2 separate regions of the Homo sapiens genome follow, and region 2 is linked to region 1. The links are chromatin loops, found by intact Hi-C in ENCODE. Cell type or tissue: heart left ventricle. All regions are shown on one strand. Each heading gives the region's core, and the rest is flanking DNA. Links, peaks and the distances in the headings are about the cores only.

Evidence for each region. Peaks named below come from ENCODE experiments on the same cell type or tissue, not always from the same donor. Only the 100,000 strongest peaks of a DNase experiment are listed, where the experiment ranks them.
Region 2: it touches region 1 in a loop (1.8-fold over the local background); 2 of 110 quality-filtered maps call a loop at or near these places.

The regions. Positions count from the first base shown.
Region 1 is chr10:44,038,218-44,054,204 of GRCh38, reverse strand. No RefSeq gene overlaps it. Among named protein-coding and RNA genes, the nearest start is that of LINC02659, 130 kb to the right of the region's middle. RefSeq lists enhancers at 4,994-5,163, 11,742-12,262. In heart left ventricle, for the core only: a CTCF peak has its summit at 9,577 (motif pointing right); a DNase peak (open chromatin) is centred at 10,621; H3K27ac peaks cover 1,466 bases.
Region 2 is chr10:43,958,498-43,974,484 of GRCh38, reverse strand. All of the region lies in intron 4 of LINC00841 (long intergenic non-protein coding RNA 841), which reads right to left. Among named protein-coding and RNA genes, the nearest start is that of LINC02659, 54 kb to the right of the region's middle. In heart left ventricle, for the core only: no CTCF peak of the experiment used is centred there; a DNase peak (open chromatin) is centred at 9,224; H3K27ac peaks cover 2,581 bases.

The sequences.
Region 1 (15,987 bases), core at 4,669-12,668:
ACTTAAGCGAGGAAAGGTTCCTCACTCATCACACCACATAGGTCTCTTAGGACAGTGCTAGAGACACCCACCTGTTCACAGCCACAGATTGAGTGCACAAGAAGCACACAACACAAGTTTGCAGGTGGGCAGGGGCAAGCAGGTGGGTGCACCATTTCCAATGAGGTCTTAACGCCATAAATGTGAGCACCTGCTGGAGGCTCAGGGAGGCAAAGAGCTGAGACAGGGAATGGCTGTTAAGGGGGTTCCTGCCCTTCTTCCTCCAGCTTTCCAATGGAGACAGGCTCTGAAAGTACATGTGACCATGCTTCTCAAGCCAGAGAGAAACACGGTGGAATTAAGGTCTGGAATCTCAGCCTTAGGTAGCTTCAGTGGCCACGGTACAGTTGCAAACATCCAGCGAGTACTTTCTATGGACAAAACAATAGGCAGCCTGCAGTGAGAGGTGGGAGGTGAATTAATCAGGCCCAGAGGAGGTGAAGTCTCACATCCCCAGGAGAACAGAGCCCTAGGGAGCCAAGGAATGAGTGCTTGCCTCCAGCTTGGGAGAAAGAGCCATGCCCCAAACAAGGGCAGAATGGGCTGGAATATTTTGAAACTATTTTCCCCTGACATCATGACACTATTCTCTGGGAATGACTGTAAAGTGTGAGAGACTGAATCTTAAATCTAGATGGTAGATTGATAAAACATAAGTGAAAACTAACATGGCATGCCAATGAAAATATTCCCTAACTCACACTCTTAAGCCAGGCTTTCCTAACCTCTTCACATTTTTTTTTCTTTTTTGAGACAGAGTCTCACTCTGTCACCCAGGCTGGAGTGCAGTGGGTGCAATCTCAGCTCACTGCAACCTCTGCCGCCCAGGTTCAAGCAATTCTCTTACCTCAGCCTCCCAAGTAGCTGGGATTACAGGTGCCTGCCACTGCACCTGGCTAATTTTTGTATTTTTAGTAGAGATGGGATTCCACCATCTTGGTCAGGCTGGTCTTGAATGTCTGACCTCGTGATCCACCTGCCTGGGCCTCCCAAAGTGCTGGGATTACAGGCGTGAGCCACCGTGCCTGGCCACCTCTGCACTATTGATTATTGACATTTTGGCCCAAATGACTCCTTGTGTGGGAAGCCAACCTAAACATTGTAGAGTGTTTAGCAGCATCCCAGGCCTCTACCCACTAGATGCCAGTAGCACCTCTCTCCACAGATGTGACAACCAAAGCACACATTGCCAAATGCCTGGGAGGTGGGTGGAAATCACTTGATTTGGGGTTGAGAACCACTGCCTTAAACCCAGTCAGCCATCATGTCCACCTCTCCAGATGCCTCCTCTGCTCTTCTGATGCAAACTGCACCCCTCATTACCCACCCACCCCAGCTTAGAAAATACCCAAGCGCAAGAGAGGCTGCCCGCATTCCCTCTGCAGACTCATCATCTCTCAGATGTCTCCCCACCCAGTCATGACGACTAGTGGCCCTGCACTCACCCAGCTCTATGAATAGTGTCCATGTGCATCCCAATGCCACCACTCCACTCAAAGGGAGGTCCCTGCTCTCATTGCTTGCCCCCTGTGCTTCCTCCCTTGGTGCATCACCCACTTAGAGGGAGCCTATCCCCTTCTGGATGCCTCCCACACCAATCCTAGCTGCTTTACCTTAGCAAGAAATGCATTCCAGGTCTCAAATTTTCTCATCTATAAAACAGCAATGTAAAAGATCTGGTTAAACTCATATCAAAGTATTTCCTGTCTCCAAGAACTACAAGGTAGGAAGCCAAATGTGCTGTCCCCAAATCAGACCATCCCCTGCAGCAGCTTTTCTGAGCAACTGAGCTCCCTGGGAAGAAGAGTTCTGGGCAGTCCCTCCATACAGAGAGGATACTTGAACCTCAGACTGCTACTTCAGAGCACCCAAGGATCTCACATGTCTACTAGATGCTTAGACTTGTAAACCAAGCTGGTTTCCATGCTAACATATAAAAAACAATACTAGATGGAAGTCTATGTATTTTCACAGAGGTTCCTGGCAAAGCCTCAAGCTGGTTTGCATTCATCATTGGTTTTGTTCTATCAAGCCTCCTAAACAAGAGAAGCTATGCTTTTTTGACATACTTTTGACATTTCAATCGGGCATGGAGATGGAAAGCCCTCAGTGTGTTTGCCAACGGCAGAGATTTATTTCACAGATCTTAAGGGGCCATAAAGAAAGTACTCAATAACCCTTAAACATCCCGCACAGTGTGAGATGAAGTCTACGGTGTGCCTTGGAGTTGAGTCACTAGTGCTTACTCAGCTGAAACGAGTTCAGCACCGTGAGTGCCAGAAATAACAAAGCATGTGTCATCTTTTAAAGAATTCCCACTCTCCCCCATTTCTCCAGGTGAACAGCTACCAGAAGCTGTTGACCCCATTCTCCAAAGCTGAGGCTGCTGCTTCTGGGAGCCCCGATGTCTCTGAATGTGGCGACCATCAGTACTCCCATACCAAGAAGGAGCAGTGACTCAGGTCACACTGGGTAGTCCTGGCCTGATGCCCAAGGCAACGGGAGTGATAGAGAGCAATAGTCAGAGGATTGATGAGCAAACAGAGCCAAGTGGATCTCAGACAGGTTCAAGGCCGTTACTGCAAATGGAACTTACACTCTTCAAACCTCAATGACATCACCTGGGAAATGGAGATCATGCTACTGTTAATAATAATTTCTATATCACAGAGTCGTGTGATGATTGAGACACTCGAGTTTGATGTGCTTACGATGATAAATACCAGTGTATATGTGCTTAGCACGTGCATAATGTTTTTAGATGGATAGTGCCCCTAAAACTTCTGACATAGTTCACGTTCTTGTTCAGGACCAAGCCAAAGCACTTGCCAAGCAGAAAGAGCAGATCTGGGCAGCTGCCACCCTCGCCAGGCATACACAGCACCCTGGGCCTGTGGACTCATCCCAGATGGGCTTTGCAGACACACAGAGGCAGATTTGCCAGCTGGTTCTTCCATCAGAATAAATAAACCCTTTCTGCTGTACCCTTTCTCTTGTTTTGGGTCATCATTAAATGGAAACAGAATAGAAACTATCCCTGTTTCTTTGTTGTTGCAGGTTGGGAGCAGTGATGACCCAGTTCAAGATGAAATTGAATCAATCCCACTTCGCTGTCCCAGATATTGTTGGAGTTTTGTTTTCCCCTCACCCTGAGTTGGGAAAGTTGCCTGAATGATTTGTGCCTGAGCGCTCTTATCTAGAGTGGAACGTAAAGTTGTGACCATTTTCACTGGGAAAATAGGTGATTTGTCTGGAGGAGAGTATCTCAAGTTCCAGACTCGAATGCTATGTGCCCTTTTATGTTAACTTCTTCACCATGGGGGAACCCCCAGGAATAAAAAGTCTCCTATTCCTCTCCTTCAAAACACCTCCTGAAACCTCACTCTTTTCAAGGACCTTACTGACATTTACTGAATAAATAATTTTTGAAGCTTTCAGAGAAGCATAGAGATGAAAAAAGCTCTAGAGATACTGATGGTTAAAATTGGAATGCATGAAATTCAGGTATGGCAGCTTGCCAGAGAGGGGACACAAATGCTTACCCGTATGGCTGATATTAACATGAGGAAGGAAGATACCGGCTGGGCACAGTGTCTATGGGCACGTCTACAATCCTGGCAATTTGGAAGGCTGAAGCAGGAAGATAACTTAAGGCCAGGAGTTCAAGATCAGCCTCGGCACCATAGTGAGACCCCCAACTCTACAAAAAAATTTTTAAAACTTAGCCAGTCATAGTGGCACACACCTGTACTCCCAGCTATTAGAGAGGCTGAGGCAGGAGGGTCACTTGAGCCCAGGAGCTTGAGGCTGCAGTGAGCTATGATCACACCACTGTACTCCAGTCTGGGCTATAGAGCAGTACCCCATCTCTTAAAGAAAAAAAAGCAAAGAAGAAGGTTTAGTGCTTTAGGATGGCCTGTGCAGATGCAGGAAGAAACTGATGAAGATTAAGAAAGCACATAGTAAGTTGCTGGGATGACAAAGAGATGTTTCCAAACCTAAGCCCAGACCGCTCCCTCTGCATGGACTGACCACAAGCAGTGCTGAAGGGTGGGTGGACAGAGCAACCAAGGCTGTTGACCCCAGCACAGAGTCTGCTGTGGGGGCATGGGGGAGGTAATGAGTCGAAAAGCAGTCAGTTTTGCCCATTAGAGTCAGGGTTCTCCAGAGAAACAGAGCCAATAGGAGGCACACATAGATGCAGAGAGTTAGCATGGGAATTGGCTTACATGGCTGTGGAGGCTGAGAAGCCCCCAGACCTGCAGCAGTAATCCAGAGACCTTGGAGAGCCACTGGTGCTGCAGTCAGAAGGCCAGCCGGCTTGAGAGGCAGGAAGACTTCGCATTTCGTCTGAGTCCAGAGGCAGGAAAAGCCAATGCCCAGCATGAAGACTGTCAGGCAGTAGGTCTCTCTTACTGGCGGCTGGTGGGAGGGCCAGCCTTTCTGTCCTTTCCAGGCCTTTAACACATTGGGAAAGTCAATCTGCTTTACTCGGTCCATGAATGTAAATGCTAATCGTATCCAAAAACACCCTCATAGAAACCCCCAGAATAATGTTTGACCAAATATCTGGCCATTGACACATAAAATCACTGAGGCCAAAACACAAAATGAGCTGTTAGAATGACCGAGCTACACTGAAATAAGTGTGAGTAGTTTTGAGCAGATGGTAGAGATAGAGCCTCACTGCCAGCAGGCCCAGCTGGAGGAGCAGTGAGAGGGCGAGGGCCCTGGTGCCCAGCACATGAAGGTGTGTGAGCATTCACTCAGGTTAGTGTATTACTTCCATCCACATGAGAATCCCTCCACCCTGCCCACGTCCCTGACTAGAGGAATTCCACCAGGCTATCTTCTCTCCCTGTCACAGGAGCTTCTCAGGCTGTCATATGGAAACAGCCCCACCCTTCCCTTCTGCTTGTACCTGGATGGAGACATTTGGGATCTAGGGCTTCAGGAGAGTAGAGGTTGTTCTATACCTCAGAGGGACAGATGCCCTGCATAATCCCAGGTTCTAGCTAGACCTGCCTGGAACTAAAAATCAGAACAGAGAGCCTCTTACAAATGTCCCTGGCCTCAAAACATGTTTCATTTTAAAATATAACAATAATAACAGGGCCCCGGGGGAATGTTATAAGAATGTGATCCAACTGCAAATGGGATGAATATCAAGACAATTTCCAAAATCAAAGGGCGCCCTATGGGACACTGAGTGAAATGGGTGCTCTCATTCAGCTTCTCAATTTTCCTTTTTCAATATGAATTCCCTAAAATACACATTAAAATGTAGCAGGGATAAGTATTTGTCACAAAAAAATCAATTGCCAAAACCATCACGCTGGATAGGGCATAAGATCAGCAACAGTTCAGGGACTTTGAAAGCAACCTAAATTCTTAGGAAATGGACTGTGTTTGCTCTAAGGATGTCATTGAGAGCTACATCACCTAGTGTCCTCTATCAAGACCTATGAGGAATATTTCTCTTAGGTCTCAGTACCAGAAATAGCTATGCCTGTCCTGAGCCACTGGCTTGTGCTTTCTTTATGGGCACCCTGACATGCAAATGATGTTACCTCCTTTCTTCTTGTTGCTAGGAAACCCAGCCACATGTGTGGGTCACCTATAGCAAGGTTGCAGGACATTCTGGAATGCATTTTATGGCCAGTATAAACTTTTGTCTGTCCATAGTTTCCCTATTCATACTATCCCTTTGCTAGTTTACATATGGCATTATATTTTTAAGAGACACCTTAAATCCTTTCAGGAATGAAGACAAGAAATAAATCATTGAATAAAGAAATACAAATAATGGTTTTTATTTACAAAACAAACAAACAAAAGGGGACCTAAGAATGTGTAAGTTCAATAGTGTCTGCACAATATGAGTCCACGGCAGGGGATGTTTCTAACAACACAGTCAGATCCCTGTCTGGAAGTTTGCGGTCCATTCCAGATGCAACATTTTAGGAGTGATGACCACCAACATCGGACACATTGGAAGAAGAAACGATGGGAGAAGAGTCTGGGAGGTTTGAGGAAGCACTGAAGAAATGTAGTTAACCTGGAGAAGTGTAGACTTGGGAGAACATTCTAGAAGTCTTTGGATTTTTGAAGACCAATCACATGGGAAAAAAATGCATTTATTCTGTTGCAATTCAGACAACAGAATTAGAATCAGGGATTGACAGCTAAAGACTGGGGCAGGTTTGAGATTAATATAGAGAGAAGTTCCAATCAGAATGTCTGTAGAACAAAAGCACGGGCGTGAAGGGGAGATGGGGGTATGTGAAAACAGGCCTGCATCCCAGGGGCAGGCCCACAGCGCCAGGTGATGGGAGTAGACATTCACAAAATCCTCTTTCCAGCATGTCTTCATGCCAAAGGAGCAAGGTGATGCCCCCAAAATCTTGGCATTTGAGGTGTCCCTTATTCGCAGTTAACTGTCCACTACACAATGTATTGCTTTCTAAAGGAAACATTTACCCAAGAGGAAAGGCCAGTTTTACTAAGGAAAGCGCCATTGTGAGAACCAGACCTTCCCGTGACGGATGATGGATGTGCGTTTGATTGGCCGGTAGTGCCTGCTGCTATGCAGATTCGGCTTCTCCACTCCACCAGGAGAGGGAAGGAAAACACTTCCCTCCACGCCACATTGCAGATCAAGACAAAGTTCACTCCTAATTGCAGCGGGACTGACCTGGTGCAGGATGGGCTGGGGGAATTAACGGAAACAAACCGAAGGATGACTCTGGCAGCACACTGATGAAGAAACCAAGAGGAAATGAAGCCAGCAAGGGCGCCCACAAGTTTATTTCAGAGTCGACAGAGCATGGACCTAACTGAGCAGAGCTTCTGATTTATGAAGTATTTTTATTATATTACCTATTTTATATTATATTGGCGGCTCTGCTCTTTGAGACAGAAAAATAAACAGCAGCCCTGCAAGAGCCTTTGGTCTAGAGAGAAGAATATAAACACAACCTTCCTGCTCTGAATGGAGATTCCTGCCAAACGTTGTTTCGGGGTTTTCAGGCTTCTGAGATTGGCCTTTGTGTTTAGGAAGGCGAGGTTCACACGAAATATAAACGGTCCTATTCTCTAAGTTTTGAAAAGGCGAAGAGCTTAAGGTTTGTTTGATAAAACCAATAGAAATGCACCATTGCCCACTGCTATAGGAAATGTGTGTTTCCTATTTTGTCTGTGCAATGGCTAAATAGCCCTGCGTTGGCACAGCCAATTCCACAAGTGGGCAGGATTCTATCGGCCAATATGATCCTGAGCCTCCCCGCCCTTTGCCATTCTTTGAGGAGCTAGAGCCTGACAGAGGTGCTGAGGAGGCAGCTCTGCCTCCCATAATGCATGTGTGTTTTCTTTTCTCAAAGAAACAATTCTTCCACTAGAGCAGATGCCAGTTCCAACAGAGAGCTCGCCGGGGGCCTTTCTGGCTCCTGCAGGCTGAACTGAGTCATTGTTCACAGTGAGTTAGTAAGGTTTTATGCTAAACATGTGTTATCAGCTTCCAGCATGCCCCTCCCTCAGTGTGTACCTGGAAGCATTCCTGCCTGCTCTCCCGCATGGGCACCCTAGTGACGAGGAGAGGCACACAGGGACCCTATGGCAAAGATGAAGTAGCAAGGAGTTTCATCGGCATACACAGGCACATGCTCTCTACTCTTCAGACTCATCTATAAACAAAGTGCTATTTATCTTCCATGAAACAAATTAAAAGCTCAAAGTCAGAATGTCTGCAGCCTTGTATGGAGTGAGTACATTTCACACTCAACATTCGTTACAGTCTGGGACCAAGGATTTCACTGCGTTTTCCTAGTGCAGTGCTAGCCCCAAACCTGTTCCCTGTAAAAGCTTGTGAATGATGAAGGAAAGAACAAACAAGTGAATAAAGGAAGGCCTCACAGATACAACTGGATCATGATCCAGCTCTTATCAAAACCAAAGCATGTACCAAACTAACCAAGCTCCAGTTCCCATCCCCAGACATGGGTCACAGTGAGGCTTGCCCTGTATTGTATGCCAGAATCATAAATTAGGATTCCTAGCAGATGAGAATGTACAGGATCAGCACTGCCACAGGGATGAAGTGGAGAGCAGTGGGTTTCTCAGAGGCTACAGAACTGCTGATGCAGAAGCCTAGGGACATTTTCCACACCCCTCGGAGAAACGGGCTGGCTGGCCTCAATTCCCCCAAGACCATTTTAATTGTAGTGAAAAATGCGTAAAATAAAATGGACCATCTTAATTTAACCCTTTTACAGTTTACAGTTCTGTGGCGTTAAATACATTCACATTGTTGTGCAACCATCCCCACCATCCATCTCCAGAACTCCTTTCATCTTGCAAAACTGAAATTATCCCCATTAGACAACAGCTCCTGATTCCTCCTCCCGCAGCCCCTGGAAACACCATTCTTTTGTTTCTATGAATTTGACTTCCCTAAGAACCTCACAGAAGTGGAATCATGCAGCACTTGTCCTTCAGTGACTGGCTTATTTCACTGAGCATGATGTCCTCCTGATCCACCCATGTGGTGTGAATCTGCCATTGTTTTTGTGCAGGATGGAATCAGAGCCTCGTGCACATCCCAAGAGGAGCCACTGCCACCCCAGGACCTCCATCCCTCCCAGCATCCTGGTCCTCACACTGGAAGGAAGCCCAACTCACTTTTTTTGGATGGCTCAATGGGGCTTCATTACACTGTAAGCTAAACTATGCTTACAAAAATGGGATCTTGCTATATAACTATGGAAAATACAAGCTTAAGCAAATAGGCATTTCCCTGCTCATGTTAGAAGGTCAAGTTGGTTAAAAGAAAAAAGGCCATGTGGATCAGCTGGTGGCCCAATTAGAAAGCTCAGAGACAGTCCAAGCCCTTGTTTTCATTATCCCAAATGAGGAAACGCGGCAGCTGGAGCTGTGTATAGCCCCAGGGCCTGGGAACAACACTCAGGCCATCTGGATTCCCCACGAAGGAAAAGCTCCGCCTTTTAGTCTCTGAAGCTGCAGGATTGAGGAGATTCGCAGAGGAAATGTGTGTTTCTGTGGTCTTGGGCCCCTCCGTCACCCACCCAGCCACTTGGGGCCCAGATAGAAATGATGGTCAGTGGGGCAGACCAACAGCCTTCTAACTACATTCCCCAGCATGCCCTCTTTTTCCTTTCCTTCTTTGAGGGAGTCCTTAAATTTCTGCTAGCTGAAGTGGCAAAAACTCCCTCGCATACCCTTACTCTGTTGCCCTCGCTGAGCAGCTGACCAAGGGCAGCGTTGCTGATCACAGACAGATAGATGGCCGAGCGAGTGGAGGAAAGCCTGTCCAACCCCAGCCCCCTCTGGACCTCAAGCGGCCTGTCTAGCCCTGGAGTGCTGAGAGTCACAGCATTTAAACACCAGGGCAGCAAGTTCTGGTGCAACGGCCTGACCCCACGTAGTCCCTGGCTCCTCTGTGAGCCATCCCCAGGGGATAGGCAACTAGCATCTAAGACCCAGGGCCCTGCTGTCCCCCTTGGTTTAAGCTTTGAGTGAGAGGATGACAGGAACAAACACCAGGGGGAGAAATGAGGCAGGGAGGACCTGCCTGCCGGTGCCCAGGGAGCGCCCAGGAGAAGGATCATAGCCCAGGCCCCTCTCAGCCCAAGACTTTGTCTACTAAACAAGCTGGGCCTCCTTTGCTCCCCTCAATCAAACTCACAAATCAAAACATGCTGAACTAATATCCCCTAATAGCCAATAATCCATCAACAAAAGTTAAGTTGTTGCTTGAACAATCTTCCCCCTGAGGGAGTGGGTGTGTTTAAAAGTACTTCATAAATTATCTAAAAGGAAATATGAGTGTTTCTAGTTGTTGGAAGAGTCCTACCAGGACAGGAGAGCATGCCCAGTGTCCCTGTGTGCCTGTGCGTGCACTTATGGACACTTCCCCAGGCCTGTCCAGCTGGTCAGCATTTCAGGAGAAACCTGACCCTCCCCTTGGCCATTCCCATCTCCTCCTCCCCACACTGAAATTCTCACTGGGAAAATTTGCGGGATCTTTTTTCTGTGATTGTTTTCTTGATAAACCGTCCATGCATAGTGTTTGAATGTTTCATGGTTTCATTGCTTCAGAGTTCCTGGGAAAACAATGTCATAGGGGGTGCCTGAAAAATGAAGCTAGAAATAATTGCGGAATGAACAAGGAGTCGGCTCCATTCTTACTCCCTGAATTCCAGGAAAGCGGGGATGTGGCACAGCCCTGTGTGGAGCAGGTGCCTGGCAGCTGGCCCAGCACACAATGGGCCCACAAATGTGCCCAGCTCCCTGGGTGAGAGCAGAATGATGGGAGCCCACCGCCCATGCCCTGCGGAGGGTGTGCCCAGCCTCGGACAGCCAGCAAGACAGACGCGGGCTCCCCTCTGCCTTTCACCCAGAATCAGGGCTCAAACAATATCCGAGCAGGAGGGCCAAACTAAAAGCCACGTTTTTGTCAGAAGATTTGCCACATCAGCCCTAGAGCGCTTTGCTCCCCTCTGCAAAGCAGATCCTGGGCCCGGGCAGAGGATGCTGCAGGGAGAAGCCCTGGGATGGACTGGGAGGACCAGAGCCCGAGAGGCGGGATGGACTGGGAGGGCCAGAGCCCGAGAGGCAGGAGCCCTGGCCTGGGTCCCTGCCTGTGCCTGTCTCTCACCAGATGCATCACTGGCACCCGGGTCCCCCGTTTGACCCAGTGTCCTCACCTGACCAACAAGGTGAACAACTGCTCTGAGTCATGGAGAGAACATGTCAACAGTGAAATCCCTGAGGATGGGAATAGGGATGGACAAGGCTAAATCAAGGGGTCCCTGGGCTGAGCTCTTCCTGGGAGTCAGGCACATTGGAGTCATAGGAGTAGATGGCTCACCTAACACAGACCACAACATCCTTTCCTTGGCTACAGTGAAGACCCCAAAATGTGGGTCCACCTCTTCATTGACGTGTCTTTTGTTTCCTACATATTTCCTTTATTCGTATCTTTGAAGACTTACCTGGTGCATTGGGGAGGTTGGGATGCAGATTTGGATCCAAGCCATGCCAGGCACAGGAGACAGAATCAGAGAAGAAACTGCCAGGAGGTGGCATCAGCACAGTGAACAGGGGCGATTCCTACCTGTGCATTTGGAAGTGGGGGCACAGGAGCAATGCAGCCAGAAGTGTCCATGTGGGGCTGAGCCCTGCTAGGACCAAAGAGGGACAGGGTGGGGACCTCCAAATCGGGTCCTCCAAATCCCCAAAGCTGCCACTGAAACTTCTCTGCACCCCTAAACTGATGCTCAATATTTCAGTTTTCCCTGTATCTTTAGGGGTCTGACAGGAGAAAGGAAGGAATATTGGGGACCAGGTTTGCTTAATAGGTCTGTAATTCTTGCCCCTGCACCCACATTATTAGAGGGGTTACCAAGCCACAGTGTGATGAGCCCACAGGAGCAAGAACTGGGTCTGTCCTATCCACTGCTACTCTTCCAGGGCCCCATGCAGCACTTGGCACAGAACTGATGTTCAGTGAATGTTTGCTGATTGAATGAATGGGCATTATGGGCTACTCCTTAGGTCTCACAGCAGGCAGTAGACACTGATGTGGCCAATCCTGCCCAGGCCTTTCCAGGTGGAGCTGGAATCTGACAAGTAATGTCTCCACCTTCACGCATCAGGGAAACCGGGAGATTTCAGCTTTCTGTCTGGGTTTCTACTGACACCCTGCTCAGTATCCCAGCTTTAGCACTGGAGTAGGGTGAGGATGCTGCCCTGTGGGATCTGGGAACTTTGACTCTGAGGAGGCTGGGCCCAGACAGACTGATAACATTGCAGATTGGCCTGTGTTTCTGAGCCCAGGGCAACTGGGGCTGGGAACTGCCAAAAGAAGCACTCTTTTATGCACATCCACTTTGGCTCTTATTTAGTCATGCTGGCCTTGTTTTGCAGAACAAAGGATCCAGTACCTCTGTCCCTGGCTCTCAGGAGCTCAGTGTAATGATGGATAATAGTTCAAGACCCTTGATCCACAGTATGGAAAGGTATGTTCCCTGGGGGCTGGCTGCTCCTGTGTGCTTCAACTTAATATTCACCACATTCTGTGCACACAGCACATAATGTCTCTTTTATATATGTGCAGTCTGAGGTTCAGAAAATTGGTGACTTGACCTACCTGGAACCAACTGCAAGATTTAGGCCTTTTTGCCTTGCTTTGAAATTAGAAATATCACAATTCTTCAAATCTCCTTTCTGAAACAAACTCACTGGTTCCAGTCTGAACACAGCCCCCAAATGTCCCAATCAGCCAAAAAGCATCAGCACATCCATTGCCTTGGCCAGTGCCTTTTCTGTAGGAAAAGGTGTTAGACTGAGCATCAGAAGATAAACGTTTGATTTCCCAATGTGAATTTTACTGTTTCTTTGATGTTGGGATAGTCCTTTTATCTCTCTATAATTTAGTGACCTCACTTTTTTGTTTGTTTGGTTTTTGGTTTTTGTTTTGAGAGAGAGTCTCACTCTGTTGCCCAGGCTGGAGTGCAGTGGTGCAATCATAGGTTACTGAAGCCTTGAACTCCTGTGCTCAAGCGATCCTCCCATCTCAGCCTCCAGAGTTACTTCACCTTTTATGTAATGTATTCCTTCTCCTCCCCACCTCACCTAAAATATCTCCACCTAAAAAATCAGGTCCACCTAAAAAATCTGCTTTTTTTAAAAAAGCGTTATTCTCTTTGTTTTTTAGTTTAGATAGTTTGTATAGCTCTGTCTTCCAGTTCACTGATGTTTTCTTTTGTAATGTATATAGCATTGTCTTAAGTCTATCTATTGAACGTTTCACTTTAAATATAATAATTTTTTAGTTTTAGAATATCTATTTGGTTTATTTTCTAGTTTCCATGTTTCTGACCCTGTTCCCCTTCTGCTCAGCTATTCTGCTTACTTTTTAATTGAAATCTTTCAATACATTTATATTAACTGTAGTCCATGCCTGCTAATGGAAAAATTTGTCTCATCTTTGGGTCTGTTTATACTGACTTTTTTGTTATGCATCACATTTTCCTACTTCTTCTCATGCCTAGTAGTTTTCAATCATATGTAACAGTAGTTAGTTACACTGTTGAGAAAATGAATTTAGTTTTCTTCCTTCAAAAAGTATCAATTTTTGTTGTGGAAGGCAGTTTATTTACTGGTAGATAAGCATCAGTTGGCCAAGGATTGATCTTCAGCTTTGTTAAGGCACATCTAGAGTATCCTTTAGTCTAGGGCTAACATAGCCCTACCCTGAGGTATTGACCATTTAGGACTTCATTCAGTGAGCTCATTCTGATCTTGCTGGTTAGAACTCCAGCATCTCTCAGAACTGTATGACCTCTGAAGCCTCCTTTTAGCTTAGAGCCTCCAGTAGCTGCAGCTTTCAGTCTTGCTTTGTGCACATGAAGTATAGTGCTCAGCCAAAGACTCAAGGAGATCTCGAATATTTTTGTGCCCCTTTTCTTTTCTCTTTTTTCAATGGATTCCCCATAGTTTTCAGTTTTTACTTTTTTAATTAATGAAAAGTTGTATATATTATGGTATGTATCATGGTGTTTTGAAATATGTATACATTGTGGAGTGGCTACTGGTGTCCCTTTTCTAAGTAGTTCCCTCCTCTCCAGTTTTATGCCCCACACACTTTAGCCATGGTCCTGGCTCCAAATATCCAGCTGCTTCACTGATGAGTGAGGCTGCAGCTCTTTATGGAGCTCTACTTCCTCATGTCACAGTTCAGAAAGTGACTCAATGCAGAAAACAGAGAGAACACAAAGTTCACCTCATATTCTCATCTCTCAAAGATCGTAGCCAGCTATTTATCAATAATCATTGTCATCACTCTTAAAAGAACTACTGATGCTTGTTTTCTCTCTGAATCCTTTGAGCCTCCCAAGCTGCCATTCAGAATCCTTACAGTCCTATCTTTCTGAAGGCCATGGCAATGACATGGAAACAAAGCACCCAAGCAAATGCCATGGGTGCCCACCTAGTAGGTGTGCAGACGGGGCCTCTGCAGGTTCAGAGCAGATGAAAACTGCCATCTCCTCTACCACCTGGCAGTCCATGATTCAGTGACGCACAACTCCCTCTCAAGCTGGATACACTCCTAATGATCACTGTTTTCATAATGAAATTGCACCACTGGATTCCAGTGCACATGAAGCACACAAATGCACTTATCTCTGTGTTTAAGCTTCACATAGGGGCCAAATGTGAAGGAATCTCAAGGCAATTTACTTGGATTTGAAATATATTTGCTTCTGGCTTACGGAGTCTTTGAGGTTTTGCTTTTCTTGAGGAAGAACAAAAGAATGTTATTCTAATATCTCTCAGGACAATACAATCACACATCAGCTCTAGGCTCTGTTGGTTACCTTGGCAAGCTTCTGATATTTCCTTTGGCACCTCCGTGACTGAATTGAGAATGGTCAAATTGAGATCCACCTTCGAATCAATGAATAACTCAATGAAGGCATGGCAGAATTAAAATGACATCAACACAGGCAGTGTGATAAATGAAAAGAGACTTGAACTGAGCATACAAGCTTTCCTTATAAAATTCTACTTTGCATTGCTTTAATTAATAAGAAAATCGAACTGATTTTTATTTTCCCTAATGTGTGTTTATCATTTATACTTTACTTTAAATAAAACTTCTTGTTATATTCTTTAACCTCTTGTCCTTTTCTGACTTCAGAGAATTTTGTAGTTTGGGATAAGATTTTTAAAAAACTATGCCTGTCACTGTTGTCACAACTCTTTCTTTCAATTTTAACTCTGTTAGTGTTTGTAGAATAGAATTTTAAATTATTATTATTATTATTATTTTTTAATTTTATTCTTATTATACTTTCTAAGTTTTAGGGTACGTATGCACAATGTGCAGGTTAGTTACATATGTATACATGTGCCATGCTGGTGTGCTGCACCCATTAACTCGTCATTTAGCATTAGGTATATCTCCTAAAGTTATCCCTCCCCCTTCCCCCAACCCCACAACAGTCCCCAGAGTATGATGTTCCCCTTCCTGTGTCCATGTGTTCTCATTGTTCAATTCCCACCTATGAGTGAGAATATGCGGTGTTTGGTTTTTTGTTCTTGCGATAGTTTACTGAGAATGATGATTTCCAATTTCATCCATGTCCCTACAAAGGACATGAACTCATCATTTTTTATGGCTGCATAGTATTCCATGGTGTATATGTGCCATATTTTCTTAATCCAGTCTATCGTTGTTGGACATTTGGGTTGGTTCCAAGTCTTTGCTATTGTGAATAGTGCCGCAATAAACATATGTGTGCATGTGTCTTTATAGCAGCATGATTTATAGTCCTTTGGGTATATACCCAGTAATGGGATCACTGGGTCAAATGGTATTTCTCGTTCTAGATCCCTGAGGAATCGCCACACCAACTTCCACAATGGTTGAACTAGTTTACAGTCCCACCAACAGTGTAAAAGTGTTCCTATTTCTCCATATCCTCTCCAGCACCTGTTGTTTCCTGACTTTTTAATGATTGCCATTCTAACTGGTGTGAGATGGTATCTCATTGTGGTTTTCATTTGCATTTCTCTGATGGCCAGTGATGGTGAGCATTTTTTCCTGTGTTTTTTGGCTGCATAAATGTCTTCTTTTGAGAAGTGTCTGTTCATGTCCTTCGCCCACTTTCTGATGGGGTTGTTTGTTTTTTTCTTGTAAATTTGTTTGAGTTCATTGTAGATTCTGGATATTAGCCCTTTGTCAGATGAGTAGGTTGTGAAAATTTTCTCCCATTTTGTAGGTTGCCTGTTCACTCTGACGGTAGTTTCTTTTGCTGTGCAGAAGCTCTTTAGTTTAATTAGATCCCATTTGTCAATTTTGGCTTTTGTTGCCATTGCTTTTGGTGTTTTAGTCATGAAGTCCTTCCCCATGCCTATGTCCTGAAT
Region 2 (15,987 bases), core at 4,454-12,453, 80 kb after region 1:
GGCTGAGGGTCTCACCAGGCTAAAATCAAGATGTCAGTGGGGATACAGTCCCCTCTGGAGCTGGGTCCCCTTCCAAGTTCCTGTGGTTCTTGGCCAAATTTAGTTCCTTGCAATGGAATGAGCAAGTCCCAGCTTTCTTGCCAGGCGATGGCCAGAGGCTCCTCTCAGCACCTAGAGGCCACACCTGCTCCCTGCCACACCAAGAGGCCACACACCTCCCTCCCTGGTTCCACCCAGGCAGGGCCCCTCGGGACACGACGCTTACTTCCCCAAGACCAGCAGGGGCGTCCCTCTCCTGTTTGGAATCTCTCTCTTTAGGAAGATCCTGGCTATTTTAAAGGCTCAGGGGATTTCCCTTTTGATCATCTCAAAGGCAACTCATTAAGGAGCTTCATTACATCTGCAAATTACATCTGCAAGGTTCTTCACCTTTGCACCCTCATCACTAGCAGGAAGGCCATCAGATTTGCAGCTTGGCCTCCAGCCATGGGGAAGGGATTACACTGGGGCGTGTATACCACGGGGTGGGAATTGTAAGGCCTCTCAGAATTCTGCCTATGACTGGTGTGGGACCCTTGGAGGGCCTGCAGTGCCCAGGCAGGCTGGGCTGGAGTCCAGGACAGGGTGCTACAGGCCTGTCCAGCAGAAGGCAAAGCAGAAACACAAGGCAGAGCCAATGCCACATTCAACCAACACAGAACAGGGCTGGGACAAGCTACAACTCAGCCACCCTGAGCACCTGGGGCCACCGGCAGGCAGCATTGACGGACACCAAGGGCTATTCGGGAGCCCATGAGCCCTAAAGGTAGCAGAGCCTCAGCAGATTCTGAGCTTTGAGAATATCTGAGCCATGCTAGGATTTCACACGTAAGTCACCAAGCCTCCTGAGAAAGGAAGGCCAGCAATTTCTCAGCACTGCAGTTGAAAGAAGATGCCATCACGCTCAGAAACTGCCACTTCCCTTTACTCTCAAACTAGCGTGGCCTGGACTTGGAGAAAGCGTGGCATTTTTTGACCCTGGTTGGGAAAGACAGCTGCTGCCATCCTTCATACCCTCAGGATGGGCTCGGGCACAGTCAGTGAGACCTGCAGCTGGCAGAGTAGGACAGGCACCTGGCAGACTCAGATCCCCCAGGAAATTATCAAGATAGGCAGGGGAATGCCAGCGAGGTCAGAAACAGGCTTCCCTGGAAAGAAATGTTGCATTCTCACAGATCTGGGGAGGCACATTCTTCACAGGGCATATGGAGAAAGGTAGGCTGGGTCTGGGTGTTCCATGGGTCTGGTGAGCTGGGGAGATGCCATGGCAGAGGCCAGGTGGATGGGGCAGTGGTCACACTGGGTTAGAAATCAGCACAACCAGCCAGGTGCAGTGGCTCACGTCTGTAGTTCCAGCACTTTGGGAGGCCGAGGCAGGTGGATCATGAGGTCAGGAGTTCGAGACCAGCCTGACCGACATGGTGAAACCCCATCTCTACTAAAAATACAAAAAAAAATTAGCTGGGCATGGTGGCACTCACTTGTAATCCCAGCTACTCAGGAGGCTGAGACAGGAGAATTGCTTGAACCCAGGAGGTGGATGTTGCAGTGGGCCGAGATCGCGCCATAACACTCCAGCCTGGCAACAGAGCGAGACTCCTTTCAAAAAAAAAAAAAAAAAAAAAGGAAAAGAAAAAGAAATCATCACAGTTGTGAGAACTTTGGGAGAATATGCTCTCCTCAGATCTTAATTTCTTATTTATAAAACAAAGACAACAATACCTGTATTAAAATTTAAAAATGCTTGAAAACATGGCCAGGAAGCCATAACCCATCATACAGTGTCAGGTTATGGATGCTGCTATCATAACCCTGGACAAATGGGCAGCTTCGATGAACAGAGATGCTTTTGCCTTCCCTGCAGACAGCTTACACTCCTGGGCCTTTGGCTACATATGCGACTGAACTCAAAAAGGCCAACATTTGTTTTTTTCCATATCCTGTACAAAACATCAAAGGCTGCCAGGTGCAATTTTCTGTCTCCAGGAATTAAGATGAGGAAGACAAAGGAAGACCCTGAGTCAATGACATCCACGTTCAAGCACGATTCCCCTCAGGTCTGTGACAGGGGCTGCCCTGGGACCCTGGCCCTCCATCTGCTTCCCCTCGGTGTCCCACTTTGGAATTGCTGGGCTGAGCCAGGGGCCAAGAGGGAAAAGCAGGGACAGGATCCTCTGCTCCAGTGCCTCTCACCCCCGTCCCCACTCCCCTGGGCCCTCCAGGAGGAAATGGCAGCCCAGATGGTACCTGCTGAGTGGAGGCAGCTCATGCAAGATGGGGCCGCACAGCAGCGGCATCCAAAATGTGAAGGTGGAAGGCTGGGAACATCGGGAAGAATCACAGGAACTGTTGAAAGAGAAGTGAGCCGTGTGCGTGCAGTATCACTGGGCTAAGTGAGCACTCACTGAGTGGGCACCAAATCCACCAAAGCCATAGGTGGGGCCGCTGGAGGAAGCCAAGGGGAATTCTGTCACCACCTGATATGGCTTGGATGTTTGCTCCCTCCAAATCTCATGTTGAAATGTGACCCCCAGTGTTGCAGGTGGGCCTGGGGGAGGTGTGTGGGTGATGGGAGCCGGCCCCACATGAATGTCTTGGTGCCATCCTCATCCTCAGAGTATCAAAGTCTCACTCTATTAGTTTTCATGAGATCTGATTGTTAAAAAGAGCCTGGTGCTTCCTCCCCTATCTTGCTTCCCGTCTCCTCATGTGGTGCCTTCCTCCATGAATGGAAGTTCCCTGAGGCCCTCACCAGAGGCAGATACTGGTGCCCCACTTCTTGTACAGCCTGCAGAACTGTGAGCCAATAAACCCCTTTGCTTTATAAATTACCCAGCCTCAAGCATTTCTATATAGTGACGCAAATGGACTAAGACGCACCTGTCCTAGTTTTCCAGGGCTGCGTAGCAAAGCACCATAGGCCAGGTTTGCATTGTTCCTGCACTTCTAGGGGTGGGAGTCTGGGATCAGGTTGCTGGCAGGTTCGGTTTCTTCTCATGCCCCTCTCCTTGGCTTGTAGATGCTGTCTTCTCCCTGTGTCCTCACATGGTCTTCCCCCTATGCACGTTTGTGTTCTCATTTCTTCTTAGAAGGACATCAGTTGTATTGGATTAGGGCCTATCCTGATGACCTCAGTTAACTTTAATCACCTCTTTAAAGATTCTATCTCCAAACACAGTCATATTCTGCAGTAGTGGGGGTTAGGGCTTCAACATACAAGTTTTGGGAGAACACAACTCAGCCATAATGCCACCCCAGCCCCAAGAGCCCCGAAACTGGAAGTACAGGTCATTCAGTGGTCATCTCATGTCTGCCCACACCCCCTCTCTAGACATCCAAGGCCCTTTCTAAAGTGACCAAAAGCTACTAAGAAGCAGAAAGTCTCTGATCACTTGGAGAGCAATGTACTGATGGATTTGTAACCATGGTAACATGCACATCAGAGAACTTTATGAAACAATGGAGAGAAGGAAGCCTGGGGTCATTTGCTGTGATGCTGCACTGACCTGGACATCCTTGTAGATCCAGGCTTTGAGGCGGGCAGGAGGAGATGGAGCTGCCGTTTAACCCACCTGGTGGAGCAAGGCAGTGAGCAGGGCCTGTTGCCTGTGACCACAGAGTCCTGCTTTGTCCTCAGGCCCTGGGAGCAGAGCCAAGCAATGGATACTGATGACATTTGGACATCATTCTTAAATTCAACACAGCAGCTCACACTGGGAATTTCTAGCTCAGAAAGGATCCACGTAGGGGGATGATTTGCCCCCTTCCCCCAATTGGGCACCCCATAGTCAGCAGGGAAATTCACCAGGGTGGGGCAGAGAGTGTGCAGGGTGGGCAGCAGCACTGGAGGCAGCATAGTGGTCGTGCCAGAGTTATGGGAGAAAACACGTGTCAGTTGGACCTAACTGCATCATAGAGACTTCATCGTTAGGGTCCACAAACCAGGCCAGCAGCCACAGTCTGTCCTCCTGTGGGAGAGCCTGGGGCCAGATCCCAAAGACCAGAGACACAAAGATATCTGTGTCCAAGGGATCCAAGGGGAAGGAGCCATCCTGGAGCTCCAGGAGGGTGCAGCACAGGCAGCCTGAAGCACCACACTGCACAGGGACACACTCCTGGCCCTGGGGCACAGCCATCGTCAGACCATTTGGACAGATGAAGGCATCTGAGGAGCCACAACTGTCAGGATCCTGTCTCCGAGCACCTGCCTGACAAGTAGTCCCACCATGAGGGGAACCAAAAACCCAAAACAACCACAACCAAAAGGCCTCTTCCAGCCATGGGAAGCCAGCCAGCCCTTGCTCTTTTCAGACCCGCTCAGCCAGGGTCTGCAAGGCCATCTCAGCTAGCTTGGGTACATCAAGGCCCCCAACCAACCTGTGTTCTGTGAGTGCCTGCTCTATGCCTAAACTTGCCAAGAGAGAAGAACCAGAGCTGATCCCTGGCCCTGCCTGACAGCGATCTGGGCAGCTTACAGGGGGGCATCTGTGAGGTCCAGTGCCAAGCAGGACTGCAGTAGCTGTAGAATAATACATTTCTTGCAGGGGTTTGGCCTCAAGCAGGGATTTGGTTCCTCAGCCTGTGGGGCTGCTGCTGCTGTTTCTGCATCTGAGGCTGTGGCCCAGAGCCTGTAAGACAGGGCAAGCATTCAAGGAGGATGACAGATGTCAAGTGTAGGAAGAAAGACCAAGTGGCCCCCGCGGCTGCACAGGACCCGCAAGGACCAACTGAAACTGCTTTGATCTCTAGTAGGAGAGGCCAGAGCGGGGGCCACAGCAGGACCCGAAAGTGGCCACCAGCAGTTGCCCCACGCTGACCAGGTGAGCCAGGGGGTCAGGCACACGGCCTGCACGGACCTATGAGTGGTCAGGCTGCTCCCATGCTGCAGCCTTCTGCGTCACAACATGTGTTTCAGGCTGCCTTGGAACTATTCAGAGAAGACAATTCTGAGGAATAACGGCCAGCTCAGCTAAGATGACCTGACATAAACCACCCAACAGGTATCCAGGACGCAACCTAACAGGTGATGATTTCTCCTAGGAAGAGAGAGTCTGAGAGCTTCAGAAACACAACTGTGGGGAATTCAGCTTCTCTTTTAAAATGAGGTCCAGAGATCAGGAAGGCTCCAGGGAGTTGGAAACATCTCAGCTGGTTTTGGGAATCAGGTGAGAACAGGTCATGGGGCCTAAGAGGACAGAGGTTCCGACAGAGAGGATATGGGAGCCAAGGGAGGGCAGCGATCATAGGAGAGGAGACTGTGACAGGCAGTGCACAGGCCTTGCGGAGAGTCACGGGCAGCGGGCAGAGCAGGCGCGGCGGCAGCAGCGTCCGCTGCAGAGCTCAGAGGGGACGGGGTGCAGAGATGAGCCTCGGCTTCCTTCCTCAGAGCAAATAACCAAACGTAAAAAACGTTTTACAGGCCATGCAGTTTCCTATTCCCTTGTATGAAATTAAAGTCCTTGGATTGGAATCACAGTATCCTTTTTTTAGGTTATGTTTCAGATGCTCCGTTTTAGGTCTTGAACTCCCCATGACACTCTATTTTTCCCTGCTTTTTACTACACAAAGTCAATATTAAAACATAAATGAGGTTTGGACCTCCCTTTATTACTCATCAACTATAGCTGGCTTAAAACTTGAGGGGATTAGCTTTTTCCTACAGCCCAAATGAAATCGAACCTCCCTTTCTTTGTCTTCTCTCCCTCTCTACCTCTTTCCCTCCCCACCTCTTCTTTCCATCAGCCCTTCCTTAATTTGTCTTTTCTTTTTTTAATTGATTCTTACATCAAAAACCAAAAAGAATTATGACACTAATGAAGGACATGTAACAAAAGAGAAGCAGTAGGCACATCACCACTGAACTACGACAAAAAAATTGTCTGACCCATGCCGCCCCTCAATCCTGTCCACAGGCATTCTTAGTTATTCCTGGTGGTCCCAGCAAGGAGTAGAATTTAGTAGTTTGCTTTATTCACTTGATAATATCATGTTTTCCACTTTGCCAAATCAGCTTCCCTATTATCATTTGCCACAAGCCTGTGGCTTTCACGGGGTGGACTAAAGCACATGGTGGGGAAGCCTTGGCTGATGCCTCAATGTTGGTAGCTTTAGGGGAAGGTGCTTTAGACTGACTGTGATCCACAGAGAACTGCCCTCTGGTCCCCATGAACAGTGATGGGCAAGTCTGAAGAGAATTTCTTGGCCATTCAGATACCAATGTCTTCATGCACCTGAAATGACTTGAAGAGAATGATCTGAAGAGATGCAGGTAAGGAGGAGTGGTGGCTGAGGGGCTACTGGGCATTTCCCTATTTGCAACTCATCTCTTCTACCAGAAGCATGTGAATCCCTACCTCCCTTCCTAACCCCTTCCCAGAGCAACTCAGCAGGACTTGCAAGGTGGAGAAGAGGTGTTTGAGTTCCTCCTAGAGAAGACCTTGGAAGAGATTCACGCACAAAAGAAAGAAAGCAAAATAATACTTTATGCTATTAAATTTTGCATTCCAAAACCCCAGTTTTGTAATATACAGCTTTATATGCCAAACTTGACCAAAAAAAAGACATGAGACATAAAGAAGAAAGTAAAATGGCTGACATAAATCCAAACCTATGGATATTAACATTAAATATTAATGGATTAAGCAACACAAAAGACAGAGATTATCAGATCAGACAGGATAAGAAAAACAAGATCCAACTATATGTTTGCTACAGGAGACACACTTTAGATTCAAAGATATAAATGGGCTGAAAGTAAAAGAATGGAAAAGAAATAATCATGCAAACAATTGTAAGAACACTGGAGTGGCCATACTGACATCAGACAAAATAAACTTTCAAACAAAAATAGTTATCAGAGATAAGCAGGGACACTTTATAATAACAATAGAATCAACTCGTGAAGAAGATATAACAATTATAAACATATGTTTCTAACAGAGCCCCCAAAATACATGGGGCAGAACTGATATAAATAATGAGAAAAATAGACCAATACAAATACTTGGCAACATCAACGCCACACTTGGAATCATGGAGAGAACAACTAGACAGGAGATCAAAAGGGAAATAGACAATTTGAACAATAATCTAAAATGCAAAACCTTCATGAGCAGAAAGATCTCCCCATAAGTCCTTAGAAGAAAAATAGCCTTTCGAGGTTTACGTAGAGCAAGGGTAAGAGGGAAATGGGGGTTACAGACCCACCGTGAGTACTGCTGAGCCGGGCACTAGCTGGGGAGTTTATAGTCATTTATCAGAAGCTTCTGGGTCTTACATTTCTCATACATAAAATGAGGTAAAAATGCACCATTCACGGGGTCTTTGTGGGGATTTTGAGAATGAAATACATAAAGGAAATTTATTCCTAGGCTGTGGGATGCTGTCCAATGGAAGATGTGCCAATCCTGAACCTGTCTGCCCTCAGAGCCAGTCCAAGCCCTTTCCCTCTCTGCATTATGGGGATGGGCTTCAGGGAAGGAAGGATTGAGCCTGTTAGACTGTCATTCCTGGCTCATGTGCCAATTGGTTTCTGGTGGGATTCACCCCAGAGAGAGGTGCTAAAAAGAGGGGTAAGAAGGGGGAAGCCAGGGTATTTCTCCATCACCATTTTCCCCACACCTAAGCACTATCTCCAGCAGACTTCCCTGAGGGTCCAGCTCCTGCCAGGGAAGCCAAGACGCCAGCTTCCAAAGGGTGAACCTCGTACCTGGGCCCCATAGCACTACTTACCTCCTTAGTTCCTTCAACCCAGGGAGGGTTGCGGCTCCCTCCAATGTCACTGTGCTCTGGCCTCAAAGTCTTCCTATAACCTGGGCAATGAGAGTCCTCTGTTATAAATACTTAGAGTGACCTCTCTTCTTGGTTGAACCTTGGATGATTAATAGGATTTTTCTCCTAAACTATGAAAAGTTTGTAGGCAGAGATCCTGTCTTCAAGCCAACCAACAGTGATTGGGTTTCTGTAAACTGTTAGACCTTGAGCCAAGCCACAGAGAAGAAGCAGCAAGACAGGGCCTGCTCTACGGAACACAGAACCTTAGCCCTCTATGACCTGCATGGAGCCTCGTGTAGAATAAGCACTAGTGTGCACCTGTTGCTGAAAGCCTATTTCAATTGAGTTAGCATGTGTAGCGTGTGAGCTGTGCACCAGCTTCTCGGCCTGGTTTGCAGACACATTGTATTTGACCTGTGGTGATACCCCATGAGAAACCAAAGCAGCTCACACCATGTAGCGCAGTGCTGTAAGCTTTGCCACCCTGCTACTGGCTGAAACCCTACCAGGGGCACAGCTGGCCAGCGGTCTCCCCATCAATGTCCTGCAACAACCTCCCCAAAACCAAAGTAGAATGAAGATTGGAGAATGGAGTGTCAGGAACACTTATTCATGATCACTCTTGCATTCTGAAGGTGCAACATGAATGTCTCCGAGGGGTGGTGTGGGTGCTCCTCAGCCCCCAGATGAACAAGGTGTCTACTTGGATTTTAACTATAAAGCTGCCCTGTTACACTTTGTAACCTCAGGCACAGAGCCGTGGACATGCATCATAGGGCACTGAATCTGTCCCACATGACTAACAACTTGGGACATCTGAGAACATTTCTGTATTGTTTACACTAAAAGAACATGTATTTTTATTTCATAACACAGAACTGACATTTGACATGTTAAGTCAATGTAAGTCACTGGTGAAGTTCCTGAATTACTGCGGAAGAGTAATTAGTCCCTAGGGGCCTGTCGCTTCAACAATTTGCCATTTATCTTCTTTCAGATGACAATGTGGTTTTTTCTTTTATTTAAATCTTAAAACCCATAAATACCTCTCCACCACCACTGCTTCCTTCCCTGCAGACATACCCAAATCTTGTCCACCTCTGGGTTCAGCCAAGAGTTTGTGGTAACAACCACAAATGAAGCCTCGGCTCTGATGACACTGCTGCTCCTGAAATCCTCTCAGGGCCAATCTTCTCTGAATCAACAACTTGACTTTATTAACTGATAAGATTGACTCTGCTTCACATTCTAGCTTATTCTTGTGTTGTTCGGATCATCCACATGCTTTAACTTAGAGAGAGGGAGAAGTGACATTTTTACCAGATTGGAGTGCACTGCAGAGGCCAGTCTCTGGGGTCACATGCACAGCGGTACGACTTTCCTATTTATGTAAAAAGGAAACTGACTTTTCCCGGTCCTGGCTGTAAAGGCTCGGGACACGGTAGACGGGACGGGAGGTGCCTCGGTGATTTGCGGAACAGGAGGAGCTTTCCCTTCCAAGCTAAACAATAAGTTCCACTTTTTTAATGGCTCTTGGGTTAGAATTACTGACAAATAAGACAGAAATGTAAAAGCCTCAAGTATGTGATTACCTTAAGTCTGGGGGACACTTAAATAGAATAAAGTAACCATTTACTTTATTTCAAGATTTGGGTTTCTTGGTTGTGGGGGATGTGTAAAACATAGTCATTGATTTTAACTTTCCCATCCAATAAATTTACCAATTCAGACAAATTGAAGACAAGGACAGTTTAAATCAACTTAATTCTATAGGAAAGAGTATTTTGAGTATTTCAAATATTTCCAAGTACACACAGTAACTCAAACCAGGCTGGTGAAATGTTTCCTTCCTTAGAACAAAGGGAGGTTTGGTGGTGATTTGGGGATAGCTTTGAGTTCAGAGCCCGGAAGAGTTACTCAGATTCTGAGGCGGTTTCTGACAGAAGGAAAGGTGATAGCCTAACGCTGAGGAGGGCAGTTTCATTAATTGGGACATGTGGGGATGTTGTTGGAGATGGACAGAGGGACATTCAGAAAGACAGAAGCAGAAGCGTGGGTTTCTGAGGAGGGCAGAGTTTCTAAGGTGGTGAACAGAAGAGTGGGTAGACTTGAGCCAACAAAGGAAGCCAGGATCAGGCCATTTTCTCACGGTCACCCTGATGATATTGGGAGCACCTTCAAGATAGGACCCTGCAGGGAAAATGTGTCATGAACGCTATGCAACCTGTGGTCATTTCTAGAGCTCGATTTAATTTTTTTCCCTTGGAAGTTATTGGGGCACTCAGGGTACGCAACCCTGAGTGCACAGGCAGAGGAAGTGAAGCTTGGCCTCACGCCCAAGCACAGAGGACTCGGGTCCCAGGGCTCCAGTGTGGAACTCTGCACGTGGTTGCGGGGTGGGTCACAGGTTTGGAGGCGTTAGGGATGGAAATATGCTCAGGGCAGAGCTGAGAAGACAAGAGGTGGCCAAAAGGGAGTGATGGGTAAATGCACAAAGGTGTCCAGGAGGGCCCTGGTGCAGGCTGGCTTCCAGGACACAGCTCTCAGGGTAGAAGGAGCCTTTCTCAGACACAGTGGAGACCAAATCTTTTAAAGTGGCTGGAAGTAGGTGTCCCTGTGACCACCGACCACTGAGGGACTGGACCAAACAGGACAGAGACTGTGGCCCCAAAACACTAGCCCCAGGCTCAGCTGCTGGAAGCTCCAGGAGCTGCCAGGATGCAGGGCCTGCATCAGGACTCCAGGCATGGACCGAAGCTGCTCCTGGATCAGCAGGGAGCTTGGCCAGGCAGGGAAGGTCACGGGCTCATAAGTCTCATGTTCTCTGCCTTCTAGGATGGTTCTCCTCTATGAAGGCAGCCTCGGCTACATTCTGTGTTTTGTTTGCTTACTAAGAGCATCAACACAAAGAGAGAATGACAATGTCCTTCCCCATCCTACTCCAAAGAACTCCCAGAATGAGGACCCAGATGTGCCTGAGTCGCACCCACACCCTCTGATTTATAACTTGCCATAAAAACCACCTGGGGGATTGTCAACCATGCTGCCAGGCAAGGCTGGGTGCTGAGAAGTGGGGGCCACTCCAACATCAGTATCACAGTCAGACACCCTGTTTTCCACTTCAAATTCCAAACATGTGTCTGTGAGTGTGGGGTAGCGGCATGGGCAACAATCTTTCATTTCATTTGTTAGTTGGGGTATTGAGATTAAAAAGCTACTAAACTCAAAATGTGGGCCAGGCAGTCAACATGTAATACCTGGACACTTTGGGCCTCTGTGGACTTGAAGCATCATCAAGACACATCACTTCTGTGGCCAACCTCTGGTCAACAGTTAGCCTTATCTTCATAAATTGCCTCCCCCACAACACAATATTTCTGTGCATTCATAGCTCTGTTTGTCCTCCGTAAATCAACCACAGGCCTGTTTAATTATCCCTCGGCAATTTTAAACAACATTTTTAATGAGGCAGAGAATACATGAGGGCTTGCAAACAGGGCTTAAGGGTCTGCCGTGGGTCACTCTGTGTGTATTTTTCAAAGCCAGCCATTCCCAAGATAAGTCACATCTCACCCGGATCTCGAGGCTTGGCTGATGGGCTTTTGCACTGCATGACCAGGGAGACTCAACCATCAGGAGGCTGCTTTCTGTCAATGGCCTTGAAGTGTGTTCATTATTATAAACACACATGATGAATTAGTGTTGTGGTTATGTAAGGAATTTGGTCATCTTGGCTCTGGCTGTGAAAGCGGCAGAGCTATGGAGAAAGTGAACGAAGGGCCATGCCTTCCACTGAAGCCCAGGCAGCTGGTGTTTGAGCTTCATTAACTTGGAGATCCATAAATCTCTCCCCCTGGTTTCCAGGTCAAAGGGATTGCTGGGTGGAAGAGCTCCAAACCCTCTCAGTTGTGGGAAACATCCCTGTGACTTTGCGGGAAGGTAGGCCTGGCCCCGATGTCCCATAGCCAGCAGGTCACTCTTAAGGGAGTGGTCCAGAGGGTCCCACCCTCTGATGGTCCTGGGCTGGGGTATAACACTCAGCGGAGCTGCAGGAGAGGGGACAGAGTACTTGTTGCCCGGCTGCATTTGTGCAGTACTGGTGCTGGGGCCCCCACACAAACCCAAGCACCAGCCCTGGCACCCAGCTGAGTGGCCAGCCCACAATCCCAGAGATGGCAAGGGCGGGCAGAAGGGGAAGAGTGAAGGAGAAGCAGCAATTGGGCACCAGGCTCCAAAGGCGCTGAAAGACAGGGCAGCCACTAGAAAGTCATGGGGAGCAGATTCCTGAGGGCCTGTCTGCAAATACTTATTTTTCTTTCTTTGAACATTCTTAGGACCACAGAAATGGGAGCAATTTCAAGAGGACAGACAGACTCTGCCCCCTGCCCTGCCAACACCCGCAGCCACGATTGCCTTTCCTCCTCCTCCCCATTCTCCTTTTCCGTCTCGCCGCAAGCCCAGATTTCGTGCTGAGCCCTGCACATGAAGTGTCTCCCTTAAATGTCATAAAGACCCCATTCTACAGATGAAGACACCAACGCATTGAGGGCATGAACAACAAGCCCAGAGGTACCCTGTCCCTCCACAGAGCTGGATCCAGACCCAGTCTAGACCTATTCCAGAGCCCAGCCTCACTGTGTCTGGGGCACGATGGTCCCTGGCCTGGAGTGAAGAACACGAGATCCGAACCTTCAGAGTACGCCTCTCTGCCTCAGCCAAGCTCTCTGTTCTGGAACCTCTGCAGGTTATTTCTAATTGAGAAGGTGCAGCAAAGCAGTTAGGGACCTGGACTCTCAAATCCAGTACAGTCACATGTTCTCAGCCACACGACCTGGGGAAGGCACCCAGCCACTCGCAGGCTGGAAGGAGGTTACAGAGGTCACCGAGGCACAGCCCTCACAGGAGATGTGGGTGGCATGGGCACTCAGGAAGTTAGCTGTTATCAGTCATTATTCCTTGACACCCACTCTGCCTGTTTGTTCCCTCAAACTTCTTGCAAGAGAACTATGAAGAGGTTGGGATTCTTGCTGATTTATGGTCATTACTGATGATGTCACGACTGTCCACTCAGGGCCCAAGGACACCAGGACAAGTTAGCAGCCTGCACAGGAATCCAGGAAGTTGTTATTTTAATCTTTAATGCTAGTTTTTTTTGCCAAGCTAAACAACCCCTATCGGCCCCGTAGTATGTTAACATTTTGGGAAAAATTTATGAACTGCTCCAATCCATTTTTGGTAAAGCCCATTACCTCTGAATATAGAATCAAGGTTCCAATTAAAGCTCTCCATTAGAGAATTAAAGTTATTTGCCAAACCAGAAGAGAAAAAAGATCATTCTTCATAATTTTCAAGTTCATCTGCCTGAAACCAGCAGTCTCCTTCCAGTCCTCAGGCAAGTGATCAACTCATTCAATGTTTCAGAGCATGGACCACAAAACAGAGAAACTTCTGGGAATCTGGACAAAACAGTGCCTCCCCCCAAGGGATCTCAGACAGTCGCTAGGGCTTGCACACACACATATGCGCACATACACACACTCACATGGTTGCTCTAGGATCCTAACATCTGTAGTCAAGGAGGTCCAATGTTTTTAGGAGTAAAAATAAATCCCAATTTCTTCCACTTTGGAAGCTCGTAGACGGCAGGCTTTGTAGGAGAAGTTATTTCAACTGGGTTTAAAAGTTTTGGTACGGTTTTGCCGGATAGAAATAGATGGGCAAATACACAGAGGTTGAGAAGTCCAAGTCAGTGATGCTGAGGGCCCAGGACCATCTGTGTTTGGAGACAGCAGGTGGGAGTGCAGAGATGATGCTAGAAAACTTCCCGAATACATGTTATGATGCTAGGCGTTTATTCTGATAGGTGTATTTTACTTCTGACAGATCTCTGCAAAATCTCCAGCTCCTGCCTTTCTGGGCTTTCAGAATCCAGGACCATATGGGACCCATGGACAGTGCAGGCAGGGCAGGAGGCCTCTCCGGGTGCTGAGCTGCCCCGCCATGGGCCACAAGCTGTGCTTCTCAGCACCAATGGTTGTGTCACTCTCATTGGTGGTGCTGGCTTTAGGAGGATGTTGGGGACTCTTTTTGACTCTCCTTGTCTAGATGCCCACATTCTTTGTTAAGGAGCCATCTCCTTTGCTGGGGTCCCCTCTGCCCTCTCTGTTCTAGGATGGTGGGACTATCTGATAAACTAAGTTTTCCAGGGCAGCCCAGGAGGGAAGGCAGCACATGGCTGCACGGAACCTTCTCTGGAGACACAGAATGAAGACCTACAGCCATGCAACCTCCCTTTACTCAGGTCTTTCCAATAGAGAAACTATTCAAGGAAGCCCCCAGGCCTGTGCACGAGGACAAAGAGCAACAAAGAAATAACAAATGGAGTTCAGTTCTAGGACGCCTGATGTCTGCTTAAGAATAAAGGGGCATTTCATTTTGAGATGGGAAGTGGGGACCCTGGGGCCCTGTCCATTGAAATGACCCTTGGCTTCTAGAAGTAGGGGACAGCCCTTACCCAGCTCAGGCATCACAAAATCCTCAGCCAAGCAGCTGGGGGCCTTTAGGGGTATCGTTGGTGTTGTCCTGCTGCCAGCTCCCCGGCCAGATGGAGCCCAGAGCACCGTGCCAGGTTCTTGAGGGCAGACCCTGCAGGCTGCTGAGTGAGCCGAGGAGGGTCAGAAGATTCCTCCACTGACGGCTTTTGGCTGGTCAGTGAGTGCCCATGACCTTGGAGGAGGAGCCCAAGGCTCTGTCAGGCTCTGTCCCCTGTAAATTATTACATGGCCACCTTGTGGCTCAGAGGGCCCTACCTACTATATGAAAATGATATATCTTGAATGATTTATTTATGTCTTTAACAATCATCTATTGAGCACACGTGGCCATGTGGTTCCTCCCCTTGAGCTCACAATCTAATAAAAATAAATATAAGTTATTTCAGTGCAGTCTAGTGCATGCAGTACCAGCATGTCCACATGACAGGGGCTGTTACAAAGGAGTACGGGATTCCCTTCAGGCAAGCAGGGACGTGTAGAGAGAGGCTGGATAAGCCTCCTCAGGGAGGCGATGCTCTAGGCTTCTGGCTAGGAGTGTGCCAGGCAGATGTCTGTGCAGCCTCATTCCAGCAGCAGAAACACCTACTCCATTGTCCAGATTTGGAACACTGGAGAGGGAAAGGGGATGCGGTTACCAATGATAATCAAACAATAGGCATAAACCAGTGCTGTCCCCAGCCATGTGGGACACGTGTTCACCCTGTGTCTAAACAGAGTGTGCACAGGCATTGGAGGCATGAACAACATCTATTGAATTTGGGCTGCTAGTAACAAAAACCATTGCTAAGTGTGTGTAACTCGAGTCCAAGTCAGCCTCCAGGTGAGGTGCCATTCAGCATCTTAATGCCTCCACCAGGGACCCAGCTGCCTTCTCCTCATGTGTTTCACTGTCCTCACCCTCAGCTTCATCCCAGGGCTGTGGCCCCAGTGGTCTGTCTCAGGGCAGCCAACAGCAACACGCTACAAGCTCTCTTATCCACACCAGTGAGACAGAAAGGAAGTCATCTTCGCTTCAGCCTGACTCTCCACCCCAGGTCAATTACGCAGGGGATGCTGCGTGCAGAGAAGGAGGACAAGCCGCCTTCCTCCCAAGAGCTGGGCAGGGGGTAATGGGACATGAGGAGAGAGCAGGAGAGCAGTACAGGGTGGGCAGTCAGCAGTGCCCACAGCCAGGACAATTCCAGATTCCTGGAGCTGCAGGCAGGGACAGAGGTCATAGGGGAAGGTGAAGAACATCAGAGTACAGGGAGGAGGGAGCAGATTCTGAACAGTCCTGTCCACTTTTAATGGAAAGTCAGGTTGAATTTAAGCTTTGTGCTTTTAGAGAACTCACTCTTGAGATAACATGGAGGGTGGACTAGCAAAGGGTACATTATAGGCGTGGAATCAACAGTAATGCTACGGCAAAATTCAGGTGAAGGGTGATGTGGCTGACTGCTCCCTTTTCTGGATCCCAGATCTGGATGTGTAAACATTTTCTGGGCATCTGCTTCTTTGCACTGTGGGGAGGTTGAAGTCAGGGTCTACCCTTCCCCACCTCTCTGTCCCTGCAGTAAGCAGGTGACTGTGCACACAGTGGGTACTTAGTAAATATTTGATGCTTAAGTGAATGATGGAATGG